Linked DNA regions of Homo sapiens: regions 2 and 3 are each linked to region 1. Evidence: chromatin loops called from intact Hi-C (ENCODE). Cell type or tissue: heart left ventricle. All regions are shown on one strand.

Region 1 (8,000 bases):
TATATTAGTCCAATGTGAAGCAGTAAGGGTTATAGTAAAAAAGAGAAACTGATCCTCTCCATTTGAGATGTCTTTTTCGTTCTTGTTTTTAAGACATCAAAGAACAATAAAAGGGAAACCAAAGCAAGCTTTGAGAAGGATGGATGATTTCAGCAATGCGTTCCCCTCGTCCTGCCAGGCTGGGATGCACTGGGGCAAGGCAGGCAGGCTCAGGGCACGTTCTCCAAAGGTTTTCCATGCCATTTCCCCCTGCACACGTATGCAATATGCGTGGTTTGGATTTTATCATGGGAAATCTCAGCATATGGTGACTTGAGCCTTTCTGGAAGGTTTCAGTGGTTTGGCCATGCATGGGGAGTGGAATGGAAGCCTCCATTTCCCCAGACAGCCTATGGTAGCTGAGACCTGCTCAGTCAAGTGACAAAGCATTCCACTTGTATTCTCCCCGGGTGAGAGCAGCAAAATCTGCCCCACAGTTAATTATAAAGAGTGTTTTTCTGACCGTCATGTTTCAGGTAATGGGGACTCACTAAGCTGTTGTAAGCAGAGGAATGTGGGTAAGTCCAGTAGGGCAGTGGCGTGGTGTGGCGCTCCCTTAGCAGGAGGATGAGGAGCGCCTTTCCTGGGTGGCGCTGGGGAGGTGCTAATGGCTGGGTGGGTGAGGCATGGCTCTGAAGCAGATGTGGAGGCCCATTTTCCAGCAGTGATGCTCTGATGCCAGTCACGTGTCCAGTGATTCAGTGAATTCTGAGGCTAACCACTTGGAGTTAATGCTGAACCCACGGGCTTAGGGGCTCAGACACACAAGAATGCTCTCACTCCAGATGCCAGCTCCAAGTCCTGGGGACCACCTGCACTTCTGATCAAGCAGCTGTATATTTGAGGATTCCTACGACCCTCCTCAAGTTTGATAATTTTCGAGAGCAAGCCACAGAACTCAGGAAAGCTTTATGCTTACGATTACTGGTTTATTCAAAAGGACAGGAATGAATGGCCAGATGAGAAGCACATGAGGCAAGGTCTGGGGAGGGGGCAGGAGCTCCGTGCCCTCACTGGGTGCTCCACCTCTGATATGGTCTGGCTGTGTCCCCACCCAAATCTCATCTTGAATTGTAGCTCCCGTAATTCCCACGTGTTGTGGGAGGGACCCAGCTGGAGATAGTTGAGTCACGGGGGCGGTTTTCCCCATACTGTTCTCATGGTAGTGAATAAGTCTCGCGAGACCTGATGGTTTTATAAGGGGAAATCCCTTTCACTTGGCTCTCATCCTCTGTTGCTGCCACCATGTAGACGTGCCTTTTGCCTTCTGTTATGATTATGAGGCCTCCCCAGCCACGTGGAACTGTGAGTCCGTTAAACCTCGTTTTCTTTATAAATTACCCAGTCTCAGGTATGTCTTTATCAGCAGTGTGAAAACAGACTAATTCAATGCCCCTGCGTCTGCCTGCATTCAACAACCCAGAAGCCCCTCAAGCCTCCTTGTTTCGGTATTTTTAGATGGAGTTTCATTGCTGAGACACGGTGGATTCAATCATCGGCCGTTGGTGATTGAGCTCAACCTGTAGTGTTTCTTCCCTTCAGGGAGGATGGGGCTGGGGTGAAAGTTCTAACCCTCTAATCAGGGGCACATGCTTGTTCGTCTGGTGATCAGCCCCCTTCCTGAAGCCCTCCAAGGCCCCCTCACAGTGCGTCACCACATTAGCCTAAACTCATGTATGTTAGAGGGGGTTCTCTGTGAATAACCAAAGTCACTCCTACCATTCAGAAAATTCAAAGCGCTTAAGAGCGCCATGCCAGGAACCAGGGACGAAGACCAAATATATTTCTATTGTGTCACAGGAGGGCCAGGATAAAGGAAACAGAGATTGTCGACTAGATTTCTGACTCAGAGCCCTGGTCTAAGTTTGGCTGGAGGCAGCAAATAAAGTTTAGAGAATACCTGAGCCAGTGATTGGGGGATGAAAACAACCATTTGGAGCTTAAAAAAAAAAAAAAAGCAAAACGCCCATTCTTCCCAATTAAAGAAGTAGTAGCCCCAGAGCTTAGAGTAGACCGAAAGGTGATCGACAGCCCAGGGTGTTTTTGTTTTTGATGTGGGGACAACCATAAGCCAATTACCCTGGAATTAGCATAAAAATAGGCATGGAGGGGAGGCCTCCTGGACCATCTCGTGGAAGCAGAGACTAATGATGGCAGGTGCAGTACCTGGACTCTCCCATCGCTGCAGCCTTTGCTGGGAGTCATCTGGCTCCGGTGAGATGGCGTAGGGTGGGGACACTTGCCGTGGAGAAGGGATACTTGCCAGGGGCGGGGACGCTTGTTGTGGGCAGGGCTATGGCAGAGGCAGGGCTGGCACCGTCCAGAAGACGCCTGCTTGGTCCTCGCTGTGCCTGCAACTCCTTTGTTTCTTTCTGTGACTCGGGATGCTGCTCTCTTGGTTCCCAGTTGTCCCTTCTGCCCACAGAAGTCTTGTTTCCAGTTTAGCAGTCAGCCTACCAGGAGCCGTGCCTTCTGGAGGTAACTGGCTTCTTACATCTTCCCAGCCCTGCGTTCACCCAGGGACTCTGCCAGGTCTGAGGCTCCACTGTCGTCCTTTTCCCGCCTGCAACCAGCCTCACACAGGTTTCCATGGGAATGAGGTGGGAGAAGAGACTGGCATTCCCGAGAACCCGTGACATGCTGCCTGGTCTTTGGGTAGATATTTTCTCTTTACTGCAGAGGGAGGCTTCTTTGCGCTTTCTCTATTGTCATCTTGACATTTGAGGCAAGTCTGGCATAAGTAGGATGGGTGTCTTTAAATCCAATTTACAGATAGGGAAAGTGAGATTCAAAGAGATTCAGTTTCCACCAAGGTCTTTCAACTAATCAAATGATGGAGCCAGGACTCAACATGGATAGCTGACTGCACGTTTCATGCTTTTCCATGATTCCACAGTTGAAACCATCCTGTGAAGAGCTGCGTGCTACCTGCATTTTGTTATGCTCAGTGCAGGTTCAGCTGATGCTGTTGGGTAAATCCATGTCCGCTGGAGATAGAGCGAGTGCCCCGTCATCTGGAAATAAGGGGCGGCTTCACTGCCCTGCATGGTAGGCTGTGCTCTGCTTGTAGGAGAAAGAGATACATCAGATGAGCATGAATTAATATTGAGGCCCAAATTAATTTTGTCCCAGTGGCAACCTTGGGAGCTGAATGAATCCCACTGTCTGCTTCACCCAAGGCCTGGGACCTTTGGAACAGGGGCTCCACCCCACGTCAGGTGCCTTTGTCAACAGATGTCCTGGCTGTGCTGGCTTGGAACAATCACCATGCCTTTGAAAATGATCTGTAAGATAACAAAGTCAAAAGGATAATTCTGTCATATCTTTGGTTACCTATAAGATTTACCTGTTATGGATGCATTCAGATGCTAAGGTGAGGGCGAATTATCTTGAAAAGTGTGGCCAGGTGCAGTGGCTCACACCTAGAATCTCAGCATTTTAGGAGGCCGAGACCAGTGGATCACTTGAGGTCAGGAGTTCAAGACCAGCCTGTGCAACATGGTGAAACCCTGCCTTTACTAAAAATACAAAATTAGCTGGGTGTGGTGGCGCACGCCTGTAGTCTCAGGCTGAGGCAGGAGAATCTCCAGCCTGGGTAACAGAAGAGACTCTGTCTCAAAAAAAAAAAAAAAAAAAAAAAAGTGTCTCCTTTCTTCTAAAATCTAAAAATAAGTCAGAGCATGGGGTCCTGTAGTCCTAAATCCAATCCTTGACTTCTTATTTAAAAATAAGGACATTTCTGATACATTTTACCTGTATCTGTTTGTTATGGAGATGGTGCTGAACACTGGTGGAATGAGTGGGACTCATTAAAGCCCTGTCTTCAAGGTAGTTAAAATCTGGGAGAGATAAAGGATTGTTTTGAATAACAATAGTAACTGGCAGACTGTGAGATGCACTATACTGATGCTCTAATACATTGCTGTGCAAGTCCATGGAGAAAGTGCTCAGACGCCAGGAGCACAAAGAAGCCTTGGCCTAGCAGAGCATCGGAGGGCGCATGGGTGCTGTGCAGTGAGGATCGGGGCGGGGAGTGGGTGCTGGTGAGGAGGGCCCATGAGCCAGAGGCCCAGTGCAGAGCTGCATGGAGCAGGGGATGCCTCTGTGCCTGGCTGAAGTCAAATTCCAAAGGACAAGGTTGAATCTACAAAATCTGTACCTGACCTGGGCAGAGGAGGGAAGACCTGCCGGGCAGCCTGTGCCCAGAGCCACTGCCCTTGCTAGAGCAGCGGCCACAGGGTGGTGTCCTCTGGAATGACCGGGTCTGGCTGGGTCACATGTGGCCGGCATGGGGAGGTGCAGCTGGCCTTGTAGGCGCATCACTAGACGCCCACAGGCAGGCAAGAGTGCCTATCTGGGCTTGTCACCAGACAGTTTGTGGAGCTGCCAGGGATGGGAGGAGGGCTTGGGTTACCCTGGGTCAGATCACAAGGCTTTCCATATTTAGCTGGGAGCATGGGTTTTATTCTGTTGGCTGTGGGATCACTGCTGAGAGGTTCTGGGCAATGAAGCACACAGAAAATAATGATGTTCTGCAGCCTTCCAGCCTTCCTAGAGTGCTGGTTCCACGGCTTCTCCCAGGCCTGGGTCTGTGTCTCCTGTGCCTTCCGATCAGGTCCCAGGTCTCGCCGGCCCAGGGTTCCGTGCTCAGCGGGGATGCTTGGCGGAGACAGAAACTGGCCTTTGTTGGGGCGGCCAGCACTCATCTCCCCTCCGGGCCGGATCTGAGTTCTGCCCGGTTTGAGCCCTGATTAATGAGGGCCGTTAATTAGAGCGCTGTATTCCCAGTGTCATGGACCTGGCTGGGAGCCAAGACCGGAAGGCGCGGATTCATTGTCAGAGCGGATCTGAGAAACTGGGGTGCCCTGAGGGGTGGAGGCAGAAGCCAGGCTGAAAGGATGCCGTCACCCTCCTTGCCACCCTGACCGCTCGCCATCGGCCTGCAGGCTCACGCTTGGTGTTCCCTCCAGCTCTGCATGGCCCCTGACTACAGCCATTTTTCCAGCTTCTTTCCCATGGTGGTGGGGGCAGTGAGTCGAGGTAGGGGTTTCTCTGCATATAGAGGGGGCTTAGGAGCTGAGGGACTAGGAGGAAGGAGGCGTAGGGATAGTGTAAATAGGGGAGGGGAGTATAGGAGGATGGGGGACATAACTGGAGGGGGACCTGGAGAGAAAGGGGACCTGGATGGAGAGAGGAGAACTGTAGGGGAGGGGTGTTCTGGAGGTGGGGAGGTACCTGGAGGGAAAGGGGCCTGGATGGGGGGAGAGGTGTGGAGGGGAGGGAGGTTCTGGAGGTGGGGAGGGACCTGGAGGGAAAGGGGCCTGGATAGAGGGGGAGGTGTGGAGGGGAGGGAGGTTCTGGAGGTGGGGAGGGACCTGGAAGAAAGGGGCCTGGAGGGGAGGGAAGGTGTGGAGGGGAGGGAGGTTCTGGAGGTGGGGAGGGACCTGGAGGGAAAGGGACCTGGAGGGGGAGGGGAGGTGTGGAGGGAAGGAATTTTCTGAAGTTGGGAAGGGACCTGGAGGGAAAAGGGCCTGGAATGAGAGGGGAGGTGTGGAGGGGAGGGAGGTTCTGGAGGTGGGGAGGGACCTGGAGGGAAAGGGGGCCTAGACGGGGAGGGGTACCTGGAGGAAGCACTGACCCCAAGGGAGGAGCGCAGGGTCTGCTGTCATGGCCAGGGAACACCCTGGGTGAGGTCACCTTGGGGCAGTAGCTCTTGAGTCTGACTGTGTGTTGGGCCCTGCAGAGCTCCCAGTCCCCTTGTCCAGGTGACAGTCAGTCCTGAGCCCTTGGGGGCGTCGTGGCAGCACCCAGCAAGGTCATGGGTAACGCTGTCCTGGTGATGCCATGTGCAGCCACACCTGGGAACCCTGCTTGGGACAGACGGGTGCCTCCCAATCCTCCCACATGTGGATCTGGAGGAGGCCCAGGACCCCAGGGTCAGCCCTCCATATTGGCTTTAATGTCACCTGCCTATGTGGTAAGATTGTAATAAACCCAATATACCACCCCATCACCCTTCCCAGAGATTGGAAGTTTCCACCATTACAATATTTTTCCCATTCATCCACTCCGCAAACATCTGCTTATCACGGTTCTCCTGTCATATGGTGTAGGGAGCTCAGAGCCCTCGAGAGGAGGAGTCATATGCCCTGCAGAGGTGGCACTGAGGGAGGAGAAGACAGAGGCGTGGGCAGGTGATGCCTGCATCCAGGACCATCTTGTAGTGGAGGTGTCCATCCAGCATGGGGGTGAAGGACGCTGGGAGGAGAGGGATGGAGAAAAGAACGGCTTCTAGGGGAGGGGGCCAGACCCCAAGCAGCCAAAAGAAGAGACACACAGCCTGGGCTGCAGAGCAGCCTGGACGAACCCACCGGGCAGGGCTGGCAGGACAGGCACAGGTGAGGAGGGGCGGAGGGCACAGAGTGAGCCAGGCAGAGCCTGCTGGAGGCCGGAGAGGGCCACATCCTGGCAAGTGGGGCCTCACCTCATGGACAGCCTGGCATGGGTGGTGGGACTGGTGTGGGACTTGCAGGGGTGAGTCTGGATGCTGGAGCTCCCGGGAGACCTGGCCAGGCAGGTCACGAGGCCAAGGAATCCAATACTCCCACAGCCCAGGGACAGTGTCCTGCGCTCCTCATTTCCCTTTTAGTCCTCACCTGATTCCTGCTAGAGCAGTGCTCACCCCCATGGGGAAACTGAGGCTCAGAGCAAGAGTGGACTTGCATCAGGTCCTGTATGCAGCTAAGCCATCAACCAGGGAACTGTCCTCTGCCTGAGGGTCCAGGAAGAAGCACGGTGCCTCAGCAGCAGCAGAGCCGGACCCCAGGGTTCCAACGAGAAACCTCATCTGGTGAGACCGTGCAGTCTAGGGGTCTGTCTTGGGGAGCAGGGGCTGGTGTCGAGTGGGAGCCTGGCCCAGGGGAGGCCTGGGCCCTGCAGGAGATGGAATGACATTCCCGGAGGAGGGCCTAGGAGGAGCCCAGGAGAGGAGCTGGGCTTGGTCAGCACTTGGACATCGGAGCTTAGGAACCCCCGCAGGGTCTGTGGCCTCCCTGAGGGCGTGGGGCATCCCGTGGGTATCCCAAGGGGCACCGATCACAAGTTGCTCTTTATTAGCACAGGTCACACAGACATGGCAACAGGACCTGGGCGCTCACAGGTTTCTGCTGGTCCTGGTGTCCAGGCTGCATGGGGATCCCTTGTCCTTAATCAGAATGGAGGGAAACAGGGTCGGGGGGAGGAGTTGTGAGGGAAACCAGGTCCCTCCCTGCAGGGAGCTCAGAACGCAGCATGGAGCTGTGAAGCTGAAACACTGGGGAGCTGCATGCAGTGAGGCCGCAATTCAGCAGCAGTGCAGTGGGTCCACCCAGGGGGTAAGCAGGGGTGTGGGGGGGTGCCCATCTGGGATGTGCAGGGCCCGCTGGGACCCATTCTCTTCTCAGGCTGCCTCCACCATGGTGGCTGCAGGCGGGATCCATACGTCCTGTGCTGCCCTGGCCTATTCTTACTGGTAAAGGAGTGGTTTGGAGGAAAAACAAAAACCTTAATTCAACGGAGGGCTTGCTATGGGTGGATTTTTGCTCCCAGATGGGAAGTATTTTAAGTCAATGAGCCCTTCCTGTCCTGCCAACATGTCAGCGAGGAAACACTGCCTCCTCTGCACCACCCTGGCTTTCTTAGAAAAAAAGACCATTTGGAGGAAGGAATTCAAGAAGTTCGTTGAAACCATCACTGATACATCTCCAGCACTGATACATCTCCAGGGCTGCCGTGCGGTGGGTGAGGAAGGACAGTGTGAGATAGGCTGGACACAGTGAAAATGGCAGCTCAAGAACAACGGATCACATCATTTTCTTCCTAGAAGAATCTGGGTTTGGGTTGCAGCTCCACTCAGCAGGAGGCCCGGGAGGAGCTGGGAGCATCCAGTCGCGAGGGGAAGGGGCGGTGTGCACTCAGGAGTC
Region 2 (8,000 bases), 77 kb before region 1:
TGACACCTGCAAAGATCGTATTTCCAAATAAAGTCAGGTTCACAGGTACTTGGGGGTAGGGCTTTGACATATCCTTTTGGGGAACATTCTCGACCCATCATGGCTGACCCCTGGTTCAAGCAGGTGGGGCGGGGGGCGCTGAGGGAACTACCCGCAGCTGGAAGCAGAGCTGCTCTGTGAACCTGCCCAGGGCCTGTGTACACTCCTGAGTCTTGGGGCAATTCCTTATGCAGTGTCCCGGAGGGGAGGGAGGGACAGCTGGGAGGAAGAGGAGAGGAGGGTGAAACCCAGGAGGGAGCCTGTCTCCAGAGGCTGTGCGTGCGAGGGGCAGAGGCTGAGCTAGGGGAGTCACTGAGGGGCCTAGAGAAGAGGATGATGTAATGGGGTCTGTATTTAAAAATAATTCTGCTGACCCCCGGTTGGCAGGAGACATGGCTGGACCTGAGGCAGGCCCTCCGTTCTACCTTCAGTCCGATGGGGACCTGGGGCCCAGGGCACCTTTTGTCCCCTGACCCTCACAGATGGCCCCAGACATGTGCCCCCCATGCAGGAGAGCAAACGGTGGGGGGTGTCGCCTGGTTACAGTGATAAACTGCCTTTAGAAAGGGGACCTGAGCCTTCACAATGGTTAGCATTCTCCCTGGTAGGGACTCTAGGGGAGGCTGCCGCCTTCACAACCCCCCTATGCTGCATAATGATGGTAATTTTGCCCTTGAGGCTGTGAAGCCCTGACACAAATGAAGCCTTACTACCGGGAAAGGCTTGGCTCTGTGGTGTGCAGGTGCCCGCAGTGGCTGTTAGCAGTGATTTAGGCCGAGTGACAGGAGCAGGCTGGCTGAGCGGGGAGGGGCAGAGGTCCTCAAAAGGCACCCACTGACTTCATCATTTTGTTCTGAGAGGGCCCTGCATATCTCCAATGTCCCCCAAAACAACAAACGGGGGGGTCTGGTTACGTGTGTTCCGCGGATCCTGAAATAACTCATTCCGCGGGATTCATGGGGCACCTGCTTGTGCTAGGAGTAAGTGGCAGGTGGGGGTGGCAGGTGGATGAGCAGCGCCGGTGGGTACCCTGATGGCTGACACAGGCGGCCTCATGTTCCTGAAAGGCTCCGCAGAGGAGCGGAGGCCTGGCCTTCCTCGCGAGGGGTGGACCGGGACGGGTGGCCAGGCATCAGGAGCAGCAGAGGAGCCGTTCCCTGACACGCAGTGACTTGATCCATCCAGGACGCATCTGGGGCGCATCTCTGTGGCAGGATGGCTCTCTGCAGGGGGCAGTGGGCAGGGCTTCTGCAGAAACCCTGAGGAAGGCTTCCCCGGTGACTGGGAGCAGGAAGGGTGTCTGTGTGTGCTCTGGGGCTGGCCTCTGCTATTGACACTTGCTGTGAAGCGGGGCTCCCGCAGTGTCAGTGCAGCTGGACCTGGCCTTCCAGAGCAAGAGTGCAGGCTGTCAGAGCCCGGGAGCTGCGCAGGATGGGCACCTCAGGTGTTCCAGGAAGGGCAGCCACACGGGGGTGGGAAAGGCCGGGCTGGGCCAGGAGGACCCTGCCCCAAGACGCCCCTCCTGTGCTGCGCAGTCTTGGTGGCTGCAGATTCCCACTTACCTGTGATTTGGGGTGACTTCCTCACCTGTGAAGGAGGGGCTGCTGAGAGCACCGGCCTCTCCAGCCCTGTCGGCGAGGTCCCTGCCTCACGCTTCCACTTAGGAGGCTCTGGCCCAGAAATGTTATAGAGGGGAATGACACTGACATCCAATACATGATGATTGATGCATGGACCCTGCTGCCTGCCCCAGCTGCTGGAGGGAGGGAAGCTGCAGGAAGGAGCTGGGGCTGTCCAGGGTCAGGGCAGCTGCACCATAGCAGGACCAGGGGCCTCTCACGGCGGCTGGACCATGGCCGGGGCTGCCCTAGGCAAGCAGGTAGACCAGGGATCAGCATGAGGACTGGACCCTCACAACAGGGACGGACTCTTCCATTCATTCCAGAGCTGCTGACCCCTGTGGCTCTGCAGGGCCCAGGTGTGACCGCAGCTCCTGAGGTGAGCACGACCCAGGCTCTGGCAGAGCTCCATGGCACTGGGAGGCAGAGTCGCATGTGGGCATCTGTGTCAGGTTCTCTGTGGCCTGCTTGCCTGGGGAAGCTCTGAATCACGTCTGTTGTTCCAGAACAATCACTAATCACAACCAGCCTGCCCTTCCGTCCACTCCCAAAAGCATCCCAGGCAACTGAAATGAGGGGACGGGAGCCTGGCAGTGTCCACCCGGCCTGACCCTGCAGGGCCCCACAGCCAAGGGGCCTGGGCAGTTTCCAGCAGGGAAGCAAAAAGAAAAAAAGAAGGAGGGGGAGGGGGGAAGGGCAGGAAGGAAGGGGGAGCCTTCAGGAAAGACCCTCAGTGTGGAGGAGGACTCTGAGCGGCCAATGGGCTTGCAGTTTCCCTTAGGTGGTGGAGGGGGTCTAGGGGAGGCCAGGCCTGCACCTGTCTCCAGGCTCAGCAACTCCCATGCTGTGGAGGGGGCAGGCAGATGGTAGTTGCACAGGTGCAGAGACACCAGACCACTGACCTTTACTGACCTCCTCCACCCTGGGTGGGACAGCTTTGGGGAGTGAAAGGGCGGTGCCTGCCTTGACCAGGCCAGGAAGCCCCTGCTTGAAAGGGCTGAGCCTTGGAGGCTTCCCTGCAGTTCTCTCTCCGTCCCCTCCCTTCCTGACTTCCCTTCCCCCACAGGCCCTCCCCTAGTCCTACTCTCCCACCTCCCTCCCTGGGTCCCCTTCCCCGCAGTCCATCCCTACAGTCCTCCCTCTCCTGCTCTCCCTCCCTGGCTTCCCTTCCCCCCATGCCCTCACCAAGTCCTCCCTCCCTCCCCTCCCTCCCTGGCTTCCTTCCCCCACCCAGGCCCTCTCAACAGTCCTCCCTCCCTCCCTGGCTCCCCATCACCCCCAGGCCCTCCCCTCTCCCTCCTCTCTCCTTGGCCTTGCTCAGCTCCTGGTGAGGCTGGGCGCCTGGCTGCTAGTCTTCTGTGAACAGCTGGTGTCTCCCCAGCTGCCCCTGCAGTCCGTCTCTTTTCCATTCTCCCTGCCTCTTAGGATTCCTGTCAGCCTGAGCCCAGGACCACAGTGGGGAGAGAGAGAGGGGATGGGAGAGGGAGGTGGGGGACGGGGGGAGATAAAGTGTGCCGCAGGGGAGGAGACACATGGACTTGTGCTGGGCTCACAGCTTCCTAAGCAAAAAACAGCAAAGACCACTCCCAGCCTCCTCCAACCACAGGGCGGCTGTGCTGGTGGGAAAGGTGGTGTGTGTGTCTATGTGTGTGCATGTGGGGTACATGCTTGTGGCGTGCACTCATGTGGCATGCACTCATGGCATGTGTGATACGGTGTGTGTAGTGTGTGGTGTCTGTGGTCTGTGTATGGTTTGTGTGTGTGTGTGATGTGCTGTGGTATGTATGGTATATGTGTGTATGTTTGTGTGTGATTTGCTATGGTGTGGTGTGTATCGTTTGTGCGTGTGGTTTGCTCCTTTGTGGTGTATATGGTTTGTGTTTGTGCGTGTGGTGTGCTCTGCTGTAGTGTGTATGGTTTTTGTGTGTGTGTGTGTGCTGTGCTGTGGTGTGTATAGTTTGTGTTTGTGTGTGTGCTGTGCTGTGGTGTGTATGGTTTGTGTTTGTGTGTGTGTGCTGTGCTATGGTGTGTATGGTTTGTGTGTGTGTGTTGTGCTATGGCGTGTATGGTCTGCGTGTGTCTGTGTGCTGTGCTGTGGTATGTATGGTTTGTGTTTGTGTGTGTGCTGTGCTGTGGTGTGCATAGTTTGTGTTTGTGTGTGTGCTGTGGTGTGTATAGTTTGTGTTTGTGTGTGTGCTGTGCTGTGGTGTGCATAGTTTGTGTTTGTGTGTGTGCCGTGCTATGGTGTGTATGGTTTGTGTGTGTGTTCTGTGCCATGGTGTGTATGGTTTGTGTGTGTGTGTGTGCTGTGCTGTGGTGTGTATGGTTTGTGTGTGTGCTGTGCTCTGGTGGGTATGGTTTGTGTGTGTGTGTGCTGTGCTGTGGTGTGTATGGTTTGTGTGTGTGCTGTGCTGTGGTGTGTATGATGTGTGTGTGTGTATGTATATGTGGCATGCTGTGGTGTGTGTGTGTCCCCAGCTGCACAGGGTTGTCACACAGAGCCCAAGTGCCCTGGTCCCTGTGTTCTTTGTAATCACAGCCATGGCATCTGAGTGTGGCTGGGAGGGAGGCCACCTGCCAGCCCCGGGGGCTGGCAGAGACATTTGCTGGCATCTGTGTCCTTTGGTCTAAGGCTGGCCAGGGGTGGCCCTGCAGGGAGGGAGCTGGACGAAAGACAGGCTCTCACTCTCCCTTCTCTACTTCCTTCTGATGTGCCTCATTGTCCGCCCACACCCTCAGGCCCCAGCAGTCAAAGACGGGGTCCAGGGACAGACCCTCTCTGCAAAGCAGGAGCAATGATTCTGGGTGTGTCTGCCTCACAGGGCTGTGATATGCAAATGTACTTTTTGCATATATTTCCCTTGGCAAATGCGCACTGAGGGCCACTGGGGGCTGGAGATACAGAGATGGGCAAGACAAGGTCTCTGCCGCCAGAGGGTGAGAGTTAATGTGGGAAGGGGCAGACAGCCAGACAGTGGCAACACCCATGAAAAATGAGGCCAGAGGGCACAGGGTCAGCTGACGCACCCCCACCAGCAGAGGAGATGGCAGCAGACGGGAGATGCTGGCCCAATCGTGTGTGTGGAAAGAGGGAGAAGGCTGGGCCGGAAGAGAACAACACCCACGCCTGGACGGATCCGCGGCACCTTCATGAGGCTCATGGGGACAGGGACAGTCAGGCCTGCTGTCCACATGGCTGGGAGCCACCCACACAGCCCTCGCCTGGCTCTGCCTCCAGGTGACGCTGGCTATTCCTGGGAAAGGCCACCCTGCCTCCCTGGGCTGCTGCACCTGCCTCATGGACATAAAGGGCTCCACCTGCCTGACTCACTTCCAATGTGGTATGACCTTAAATAACAGGAGAAGGAGGAGGAGAGCTTTGAAAACTGAGCCTGGTGCTTGTGTCTGTTCCCACCACCAGGCAGCTGGTGTTGTTGGCTCAAAACCTGGGCCAAGCCTAGAGCCCTGCGTGACCCTGTGCCCATCACTGTCCCTGAGCTGGAGTCCTGGCTGGTCTCTGCCTGCATTGGTCACCTGTGGGAACCCAGCAAACATCCCTTCTGGCAGCAGCAGGTTCCTGCAGCTTTATCTTGGCTCAGCAGGCCAGCCCAGGCTGCCCCCCGCGCCTTTCTCTCAGCAGCTCTGTGGTGAAGCTGCCAACTTGGATGATGTCCAGGGGCTAGGCGTCCCTTGAAGAGGCCTCCCCAGCAAGCCTCAGCCTGCAGGCATCTGTGAGGGAAAAAGGGCTCAGGTAACAGAAGCCCCCTGTGTCCTTCAGAAATGGCAGCGAGCAGGGGCGTATGGGAAGGATTACGCAGTGAGGAAGGGGGAACAGACGGGGCTTTCTCCAAGAGGGGCAAAGACAGCTGTTGAAAAATTCAGAGGCTCCTGTTCAGGGCTGGAGGAAGAAAACCTAACCACGTCCCCATCACAGTGCTTCCGATGCCTCCTCCTCCTGATTCGATGCTATTTTACCTTCCCTAGTGGGCAAGAGGTGATTATAAGGGAGCCAACGTAGTGGCTGGCATTTCAGCGAGGATCCCAAGGCAACAGCACCAGAATCACAAGTCAGGACGGATCCCAGATCCCAGCAGCGCCGAGCCCATGCAGATGGAGCAGCCTTGCTAGGAACGAGTCGTTTCCAGCTAACACGCTTCCCGTTTTGGAGACAGTTCTGGGTGTAGAAGTTGAGAGAAAACCTCCCAGGGAAGGATCCTGTCAGAGAGGAGGGCCGTGGCCACCCCAGGCTGGGTCTTGCCATCTTGTCCTTTCCCTGGGGATTCTCTTGCTTTGAATTTTGCTGCCACCATCTAGAGAGGAAAAGGAGAGAAAAAAGAAAGGCAATAAGAAATGAATTTTAAAAAGGGTTGGCCTCTGGAGGTTTTTATTTTTGACTTGTACTCAAAGTGAGGATGATGGATCAAATCTTTCAAAACCTGGGCGAGTTCCTCTCCTGAGCTGTGCTGGTGCCTTATTTCTGGTGCTGGTCGTGGTAGGATCCACAGTCATCACATGGAGTGCATTCTAGTGGACAGGGACCAGCAACATTGTGTGTGTACGCACATGTGTGTGTGGGGGACAGACAGACACAGAGGCAGAGACAGGTAGAGAGAATGTCCCAGCCATGCAGCGTCCACCTCAGCGCACGGCAGGAGAGTGCATGCCTGCAGCGAGGCAGCACAGACATGGACAGGCATAGGCACGCTCGGGACCAGCTGGCTTCATCTCTGTCATGCGTCTGATAGGTGTGACTTGCATGATGCCAAGTGTGGGTCCAACGTAGAGACATCCATACCACAGCCTCTACACAAAAGGCAGCTACTCCATTTGATGTCTGCTCAACGATTCCAGGAAACATTGGCTGCACTGTTGACTGCGGTGGTCTGAGGTTGATATGGTTTGGCTCTGTGTCCCCACACAAATCTCACCTTGGATTGTAATAATCCCCTCGTGTCAGAGTGGGACCAGGTGGAGGTAATTCAATCATGGTGATGGTTCCCCCATGCTGTTTTCGTGATAGTGAGTGAGTTCTCACGAGATCTGATGGTTTTATAAGCGTCTGGCATTTTCCCTGCTGGCTCTTATCCTCTCTCCTGCTGTCCTGTGAAGAGGTGCCTTCCTCCATGATTATAAGTTTCCTGAGGTCTCCCAGCCATGTGGAACTGTGAGTCAATTAAACCTCTTTTCTTTACAAATTACCATTCTGTGGTATTTCTTCATAGCAGTGTAGAAACACACTAACATAGAGACGTTTTCATCTGGAAGCAGAACCAGACCGGGTTTGACTGGCTGCTGAGCTCAGCCTCTGTCTCAGGTGGGGCTCTGCTGTCCCCCAGGCCCTGCATGTACTGGACTCCCAGAGCCTGCTGTAGGTGGAAGGAATGCGGGAATTAACTGCCCTGCTGCTTTTCCCTGGCATCCTAGAGCTCAGTCTGGAAAGGTTAGAGACAGAGAGGCAGAGGATGGTCTTGGCATATTTGGGGGTTTAAAATGCAATATTTTATTTGTAGCCAAGATAAGACCTTGACAGCTATTGAGGTCCAAGAGGCTTGATTTGGGCTTCACTCCTCACACTCTGCCTTGCCTGGCCTCTTCCCTCACGCCTCTTTTTGCTCCCTGCAGGACTCTTCTGCCCTAACTTCCCCATGTCTTTGCTCTGGTCAAGGAGAGCATTTGCCTTGCCACTATTACATCTGCATGGAAGGTAAAGGCATGATGTGTCTCCTTGTAGCAGGATTGGGCCTGGATTCTCACTGTGGAATGGAAAATCTTGCCCCCTGGTGGAAGCTTTCAACCAGGTAAGCCACTATATTTGACATTGAGGATAGGGTACATCCTGAAACCCTGATGCAGAGTCTGTGGGTGAAGACCCAGTGGTCTACTTGGAAGGGCCTCTGGAAGTTTCCTGAAGAGGCGGTGGCTCTGTGCACGTTTCTCTGTGTGTCTGTGAGCATGCGGAGAGGCTCTATGCAAACGAGTGCTTGCTTTGCACTCCCCTGTATGTACACGCGCACACTGAGCTCGCACGCTGCACCTGCGGCAACTTGGAGCACTCCATTTCCCATAGAGACTCTTGCCCTGAGTGTGGAAGTGTTGGTGGCCTTACCGGGTCTCTGAAGTTTCCTAAACTAACTAGGATATTCCACTGCATTTTAAGCAAAGACTAAGGGGGCAGACTAAGTGAAGACTAAGGGGGCCCCCTCCCTGCTCTAGGATCTGAGGCCACATCTTCATTCATCTGAGGATGCATCTATATAGAGTGATTTTTTCCCCTTGGAACATAGCCCTTAAGGAGGGAATGACTCTTGGCATGCTCTCCTTAGCCTGTGATTTTAGGCAGGG
Region 3 (8,000 bases), 160 kb after region 1:
ATGTATATTGTGGCAGGTGTCAGAATTTCCTTCCTTCAGGCTAAATAATCCTATTGTCATGTACAGATAGCATTCTGTTTATTCTCTCATTTGTTGATGGACACTTTTGTTGATTTCACCTTTGGCTATTGTGAATAATGTTGCCATTAATATGAGTGTACAAATATCTGTTTGTGTCTCTTCTTTCAATTCTTTTGGGTGCATTGCTAAGAGTGGAATTGCTGGATCACATGATTCTATGTTTAATTTTTTGAGAAACCACCATACTGTTTTTCACAGTGGCTGCACAACTTTATAGTCCCAGCAGAAATTCACAAGTGATTCAATTTCTCCATATCTTTGCTGACACTTAAAAAATTGTAACCATCCTAATTAGTGTCAAGTGGTATCTCATTGTAGTTTTAATTTGCATTTCTCTAATAATTAGTGACATGGAGCATCTTTTTATGTGATTATTGGCCATTTATATATCTTCTTTGGAGAAATGTCTATTAAAGTTCTCCTCATTTTTTAAATGGGTTGTGTCTTTTGTTGTTGTTGTTGAGTTGTAAAGTTCTTTATATATTATGGATATTAATCCTAAATCAGATATATGATTTGCACCTAGCTGTCTATTCCATGGGTTGTGTTTTCACTGTGTTCGTAGCATCCTTTGATGTACAGATGGTCATTTTTAGGACTTACATTTCTTTGCTCATCATGTTTGTTTGTTTGTTTTTAATACCAGAGCAAAATTTATGGTTTATAATAGCTATTTCAATGTCTGTGTCTGCTAATTCCACTATATCTGTTATTTCTTGGTCTGTTTTTATTGATTCACTTTCCTCCTGGATCTGCTTAACAGTTATAGCTTCTCTACCTGCCTAGTACTATTCAATTGACTGCCAGATGCTGTGAATGCCACAGTGTTGAGAGTTGGCTTTGGTCTTCTTCCTTTAAAGAATGTTGAAGTTTGGTCTAATAGACGGTTAAGTTCCTTTTAGATGTGGTTGGTCAATTCTAAGGTTGTTTTTTCATCTTTATTATGGTGGGAAGATAGTAGTCCTTACTCTAGATCTAATGTAGACAAACTGGAGGAAATATTTGACATTCTTGTGTCTTCACTGATAATCCTGATGGTCCCGTGAGCATGAGGTCCATGTCCTGGGACTGAATAAAATTCAAATGCCTCCTTTCCCTATGAGCTTGGGGAATCTCTCACCTCACAGCTACCAGGCAGTTGTTTCTGCTTTGTGTCCTGGAATTTCACCCTAGACATGTTCAAATAAGTGTTTGCTCAAAGACTTAACGAGCCCTTGTGAGTATTTCTAGAACTTTCTCTTTCTGCATTGTTCCCACCTTTGTGGACTGTGCCCGGGCATTCACAGCTGCCTCTATCTCCCTGACCATGATCTCTGTGTCCAAAGCAAGACCACTGCCCTCGCTGGGTTCCTCATTCCTGCACCATCGTCTAAAATGTGCCCCCAGGCAGAAGGTCATGGTACCATTATGTATGTGTGTGTTGTGTGTTTTTTACTTTGATTTCTTTCTATGTGCCTCTCTGTGTGTAACTACTTTAAGAAGTGTGATGCCGGGCACAGTGGCTCACGCCTGTAATCCCAGCACTTTGGGAGGCTGAGGCGGGAAGATCACGAGGTCAGGAGATCGAGACCATTCTGGTTAACATGGTGAAACCCCGTCTCTACTAAAAATACAAAAAATTAGCCAGGCGTGGTGGCAGGCGCCTGTAGTCCCAGCTACTCGGGAGGCTGAGGCAGGAGAATGGCATGAACCTGGGAGGCGGAGCTTGCAGTGAGCCGAGATCATGCCACTGCACTCCAGCCTGGGTGACAGAGTGAGACTTCATCTCCAAAAAAAAAAAAACAAAAAAAAAAAGAAGTGGGATGCAGCTAAACATACAAATAATAATATGCATGAAAATATAAGTAGTTAACCTGTGTTGTGTTCACTTTTGCTTCTCATTAATAACCATCCTCCGAGGTAGTGCTACTACTATCACCATTTCACAGATGAGGAGGGCATAGGAGGAATAGGGATTCCGCCAGATAAATGCCAAGCATTGGAATCACCTTCCCTTTGACCTACAGGGCAACAAAACAATCACCTACAGATAATTAGGACGGTAGATTCCCCAGACAACCCCTATCCCACCTCCAGAGACCCAGAGACACACTGCAGAAAGAGCAAGAAAGGTGAAGAAAAAGAAGCAGCACCATAAGGACAAAGAAAAGAAAGGATTTGAAATATTACCCTATCACATGGGTTATGTCTCAAGTTCTAAATATATTCTTTTTTGACAAAAAAGTTTTGCAGCAAAAATATCTTTGAAAACTTTTTATTCCAATCTTCCCATCTTGCAAAGAAGAACACTGAGGCCCACAGGAGGAAGTTTATGTCAGGACAGCTGGTAGCTACAAAATTTGTGAGGATCAGTGCAAAATAAAAATGTGTGGCCCCTTGTTCAAAAATGTGAGGGGCTGGGCACAGTGGTTCACACCTGTAATCTCAGCACTTTGGGAAGTGAAGGCTAGCGGATCACCTGAGGTCAGGAGTTCAAGACCAGCCTGGCCAACATGGTGAAACCCCGTCTCTACTACAAATACAAAAAATTAGCCAGGCATGGTGGTGCACACCTGTAATCCCAGCTACTCAGGAGGCTGAGGCAGGAGAATCACTTGAACCTGGGAGGCAGAGGTTGCAATGAGCTGAGATCACGCCACTGCACTCCAACCTGGGTGACAAGAGTGAAGCTCCGTGTCAAAAAAGAAAAAGAGGATTTCAAGACGGTGACAGCAGAGACTGAAGCCAAGCATAGGACCCTCCTGGCTGGGGCCCAGGTCAGTGACCAGGAGGTGGCTGTGGTGCACGACAAGGGCTATAAGCCTAGTTCTGATCATGGTTAATTGGGGCTGCTTTCCGTCATTGAATAGAATTGTTGACCATCTGCTCCCCTTGTCTCCTTGCAGTTATGCTTTACTTAGAGCTCATATCAGATTTGATAGTTTCGTAGGTTTGCTGCACTCCATCTTCTGTCCTTGCACACAAACTGAAATCAACGACAAAAACATAACCCCCGAGGAGGCGCCCACAGGAACACAGCTTAGGAAGCATGCCGTGGCCCTGCTGAACCCTGGGGAGCAAGAAGGAAGAAGAGGTCGACCTTGTCCCTTGCTCCTCCAAGCAACTCCCAGCTGTGCAGAGCCTCAGCCTGTCTTAGAGAAGCAGCTGGAGGCTGTCTCTCTTTGGGGTACAGCAGTTCCCTAAAGCCCAAGCCTTCCTGACTAGCACAGGCTCCGTGTTCTGGGTGGTCTCAGGAGTCTTCTGCCGGGCTTGGAGAGACTTAACAGAGACAGCACTGAGCCCCAGCTCGAACGACTGCCTGTGGGCTGAGGAAATCCTCAGAAGGCAGGAGCCAGGCTGAGGATACTGATTAGTAGTTCAGACATTCAGGCCTGGGGATGGATGTAGTCACAGCCTCTCAGCTAGCTAGTGTAAAAACCTTCTCTGTAAACAATGTCACCACCGGGAGGAGATTCTCTCCCGGAGAAGGGGATATGCATACATGCACATGTTTGAGCACTGGTACTCACACACTTGCATTTACAAGGACTTGTAGCCCTTGTCGTGCACCACAGCCACCTCCTGGTCACTGACCTGGGCCCCAGCCAGGAGGGTCCTATGCTTGGCTTCAGTCTCTGCTGTCACCATCTTGAAATCCCTCTTTATTTATTTTATTATTATTTTTTTAATGCAAGTGCTCACTCACACACTTGGATTTACATGCACAAGAGTACAGATGCATATGCGCACATCCCAAATTAAAGGCGTCCAGAGATTGAAATGACACTGGCTAGCTGTTCTAGATGCAAAGTGAACACAATCTGTGACGCCCCCTAAAACAAAAACTGACTGTCCATACATTGCCACATTATATAAGAATTCCGCTTGCCATAAGGCTGGTGGAGCCATGTCTTAAAATGCGTGCTGTGCTCTCTTTAAAACTGTCAGAGGATTTGCATGCCTGCAGCAGCACAGTCAGCTTCAGAGCATCGTCATTACCCTCCAGAGAAGCAGGCATCTTTTCTGTTGCAGCGGTGCTGCCGTTTTGGTGGCCAGAATAGTCTTCTCCCACCGCCCCTCCCACCCCCGCCCCTCAGAGCACCCTCTGCACCCTCATAGACCCTTGTTTATGCACAGAACAAGCAGAGCACAGGTGAGGGCTAGAGGCCGCGCGCGGCACGTAGGGGGTTGTTGATGACGCCCGCTACTCCGGTGCATGCTGGGGATTGTAATTCACGCCCGTGACGCCAGGCAGGCGCAGCCCTGGTGCAGTGCATCCTGGGGATTGTAGTTTACGCTTGCTACTAAGGGCGGTCGCAGTGCATGCTGGGGATTTAGTGCGCCCTGGCACCATCTTGCTTGCATTCTGGGTAGAGTCATGGGGTTTGGGGCGGTGTCCTCAGTGCGCAGAGCGGCTTAAATCAGAGGCTGAGCCCGGCGCTTCCATATCACGCTGTACTCTAGCTAAGGACTGGGAAGCAAGTCTATCCAAGGCTCCTTCATGTAACCACGCGGCAGTTGGCAGGCACTAGTCCTAGACAACTGAGTTCTCCCTGAAGAAGAGTTAAAGCAAAATAAAAACTCACAAAAAGGAAAACAACACGAATAAAAAGAACTAGCATGGGACCTAAAGGACGTTGCTGAACAAGGAAAAGAGCCCATCAGGTAGAAGACCCAGAGGAACACCAGGCCTCTGAAAACTATTTCTGAACCTAAAATAAAGATATTTAGAAAACTGTTTAGGATCTTTCTTTAAAAAAATAATAATAATAATTTTAGTTTTAATGATTGACAAATGAAAATGAAATACGTGTATGGTGTGCAAAATGACGTTTTAATATATGTATACATTGTGGAATGAATAAATCAGGCTAATCAATATCCACTACCTCACATACTTTGTGTGTGTACCTTGCGAACATTGAAAATGTAGTCTTAGCAATTTTCAAGTATGCAATACATGTTAATATATTAATAATATAATTAATATAGTTAATGATTAACTATAATCACCGTGTTATACAATAGATCTCCTCAGCTTATTCCTCCTAATGACAATTTTGTATGCTTTGATCAGCCTCTCCCCATGCCTCCCTGCATTTCCCTCTGCCAGGATAACCACCATTCTACTCTCTTCTATGAGTTTGATTTTTTTGGATTCTCTATAAAACTGAGGTCATGCAGGATCTGTCTCTCTGTTTCTGGCTTATTTTACTGAGCTTAATGTCCTCCTAGGTCATCCACATTGTCACAAATGATAGGATTTCCCCATTGTGTTAAGGCTGAATAGTATTCCATTGTGTATATATGCTACCTATTCTTTATCCATTTACCTGTTGATAGGTACTTGGGTGGATTCCATATCTTGGCTGTTGTAAATAATACTGCAGGGAGCATGGGAGTTCGGTCTGTCTTTGACATACTGATTCCATTTCCTTTGTATATAGCCAGAAGGTGAAATGCTGAATCATATGGCAGCTCTACTTAACTTCTTGAGGAGCTTCCATACTGCATTCCATAATGGCTGCACTAATTTACGTATCCATCAACAACGCAAGATTCTCTTTCCCCACATCCTCCCATATCCTTGTTACCTCTTGCCCTTTTGATAACAGGCATCGTAACAACAGGTATGAGGTGATATTTTATTGTGGTTTTAATTTGCATTTCCCTGATGATTAGTAATGTTGAGCATTTTCTCATACACCTGTTGGCCATTTGTAGCCTTATTTTGAGAAATGTCTTTTCAGGTTCTTTGCCCATTTTTTAATCAGGTTTGTTGTTTCCTTAGTATGGAGTTTTTTTGAGTTTCTTGTGTATTTTAAATATTAACTGTTTATCAGAGGTATGGTTCCACAAATATTTTCTTCCATTCTCCAGGCTGTCTCTTCACTCTGTTGTTTCCTTTGCTGTGCAGAAGCTTTTAATTTAATATAAACATATTTGTCTATTTTTGCTTTTGTTGTCTCTGCTTTTGGGATCAAACTCAAAAGATCTTTACCCAGACCAATGCCAGAAAGCTTTTCTCTATTTTTTTTTTCTAGTAGTTTTTCAGTTTTTGGTCTTAGAGTTTAGTCTTTAATCCATTTAGAATTAATTTTTGTCTATAAGGTGAAATCGGAGTCCAGTTTCATTCTTCTGCCTATGGGTGTCTAGTTTTCCTAACATCATTTATTGAAGAGAGTGTCCTTTCCCCAGTGGGGGTTCTGGTCACCTTTGTCAAATATTATTTGACCATAAATGCACAGATTTATTTATGGGCTCTCTATTCTGTTCCATTGGTTGATGTGTCTGTTTTTGTGCCAATATCATATTCTTTTAATTATTACAGCCTTGGAGTAGGTTTTGAGATCAGGTAGCATAATGCTTCCAGCTTTGTTCTTTTTGCTCAGAATGTTTTGGTGATTAGAGGTCTTTTGTGATTCCATGTGAATGCTAGGAATTTTTTTCTAGTTCTATAAAATTGTCATTGAGATTTTGCTAAGGATTGCATGGAACCTACAGATTGCTTTGAGTACTGTAGGCATCTTAACATTATTAATTTTCCCAATCCAAGAACACAAGACATCTTTCCTTCCATCTGTGTCTTTTTTGATTTCTTTCATCAATCTTTTGTAGTGTTCAATGTGCAGGTCTTTTACTGCCCTGGTTAAATTTATTCATAAGTGTTTTATTCTATTTTTATGCTATTATAAATGGGATTGTTTTCTTGATTTCTTTTTTGAATAGTTTGTTATTAGTTTATAGAAGCACTACTGATTTTTGCATGTTTATTTTGTATCATATAGCTTTACTAATTTTGCTTTTGATTTCTTACAGTTTTGTGGTGGAATCTTTTTACTTTTGTTGTTTTCTCTTTTTCAACACTTTGAATAGTCATTGTGGTGAAATGTCTGTGGTTTTCTATTTATAAGATTGTGTCATCTGAAATCAAAGATAATTTAACTACCCAATTTCTGATGTGAATTCCTTTGAATGGAAGTGGTGAGAATGGGCATCCTTGTCTTGTTCTTGATCTTATAGGAAAAGCTTTCAACTTTTCATTGTTCATTGTTGAGTATAATATGTTAGATGTGGGCTTGTCATATATGGCCTTTACTGTGTTGAGGTACATTCCTTCTATATCTAATTTGTTAAGAGTTTTTATCATAAAAGAATGTTGAGCTTTGTCAAATACTTTTTTGTGCATCTGTTGGGATGATCATATTTTTTTGTTCTTCATTCTGTTAATCCAGTGTATCACATTTATTGACTTGCATATGTTGAACCATTCCTGCATCCCACAGATAAATCCCACTTGATTAAGGTGACTGGTCCTTTTAACGTGCTGTTGAGTTCAATTTGCTAGTATTTTTTTTTTTTTGGTAATTTTTGCATTTATGCTCACCAGGGATATTGGCCAGTAATTAATTTTCTTGTATTTTATTTATCTGGCTTTGCTATAAGAGTTATGCTGGTCTTCTAAAATTAGTTTGTAAGCATGTCATTGTCTTAATTTTTTTCAGAGATCGAGAATGCTTGTTATTAGTAACTTAAATCTTTGATAGAATTCATCCATAAACTCATCAGGTACTGAGATTTTCTTTGATGGAGATTTATGATTATTGATTCAGTATCTTTGTGCATGATTGGTCTGTTCAGATTTTTCACTTTTTCATGATTCAGTCTTGGTAGAGAGTATGTGTAAATAAATGTGATACACTGCATGGTGGGAATGTATCCATTTATTCTAGGTTATGCAATTTATTGGTATATAATTATTTATAGTAGTCTCTTATGATTTGTTTATTCTTATGATCTGTATTTCTGTTTATTGCCCTTAAAAAAATTAATTAATGGGGGAGAATTTCATTCTGCATATATTAGTAATAGAAATAATAATGCTTTTTGGTTTGGTTGTGCAGCTATAACAAAACGTCTGAGACTGGGTAATGTAAAAA

Evidence for each region. Hi-C counts contacts between places; a loop is a spot of excess contacts. Peaks named below come from ENCODE experiments on the same cell type or tissue, not always from the same donor. Only the 100,000 strongest peaks of a DNase experiment are listed, where the experiment ranks them.
Region 2: it touches region 1 in a loop (3-fold over the local background); 7 of 110 quality-filtered maps call a loop at or near these places.
Region 3: a loop joins it to region 1, with 4 times the contacts of the local background. A loop is called at or near these places in 4 of 110 quality-filtered maps.

Annotation. Positions count from the first base shown.
Region 1 is chr2:2,766,512-2,774,511 of GRCh38, reverse strand. The region is part of intron 2 of LOC105373390 (a long non-coding RNA gene); the gene reads left to right. Among named protein-coding and RNA genes, the nearest start is that of LINC01250, 360 kb to the left of the region's middle. RefSeq lists an enhancer at 2,298-2,815. In heart left ventricle, a CTCF peak has its summit at 4,285; a DNase peak (open chromatin) is centred at 4,371; H3K27ac peaks cover 1,295 bases.
Region 2 is chr2:2,843,789-2,851,788 of GRCh38, reverse strand. No RefSeq gene overlaps it. Among named protein-coding and RNA genes, the nearest start is that of LINC01250, 280 kb to the left of the region's middle. RefSeq lists an enhancer at 155-1,062. In heart left ventricle, a CTCF peak has its summit at 4,928 (motif pointing right); a DNase peak (open chromatin) is centred at 5,298; H3K27ac peaks cover 673 bases.
Region 3 is chr2:2,609,901-2,617,900 of GRCh38, reverse strand. No RefSeq gene overlaps it. Among named protein-coding and RNA genes, the nearest start is that of MYT1L, 280 kb to the right of the region's middle. In heart left ventricle, no CTCF peak of the experiment used is centred here; a DNase peak (open chromatin) is centred at 4,350; H3K4me3 peaks cover 1,233 bases; H3K27ac peaks cover 594 bases.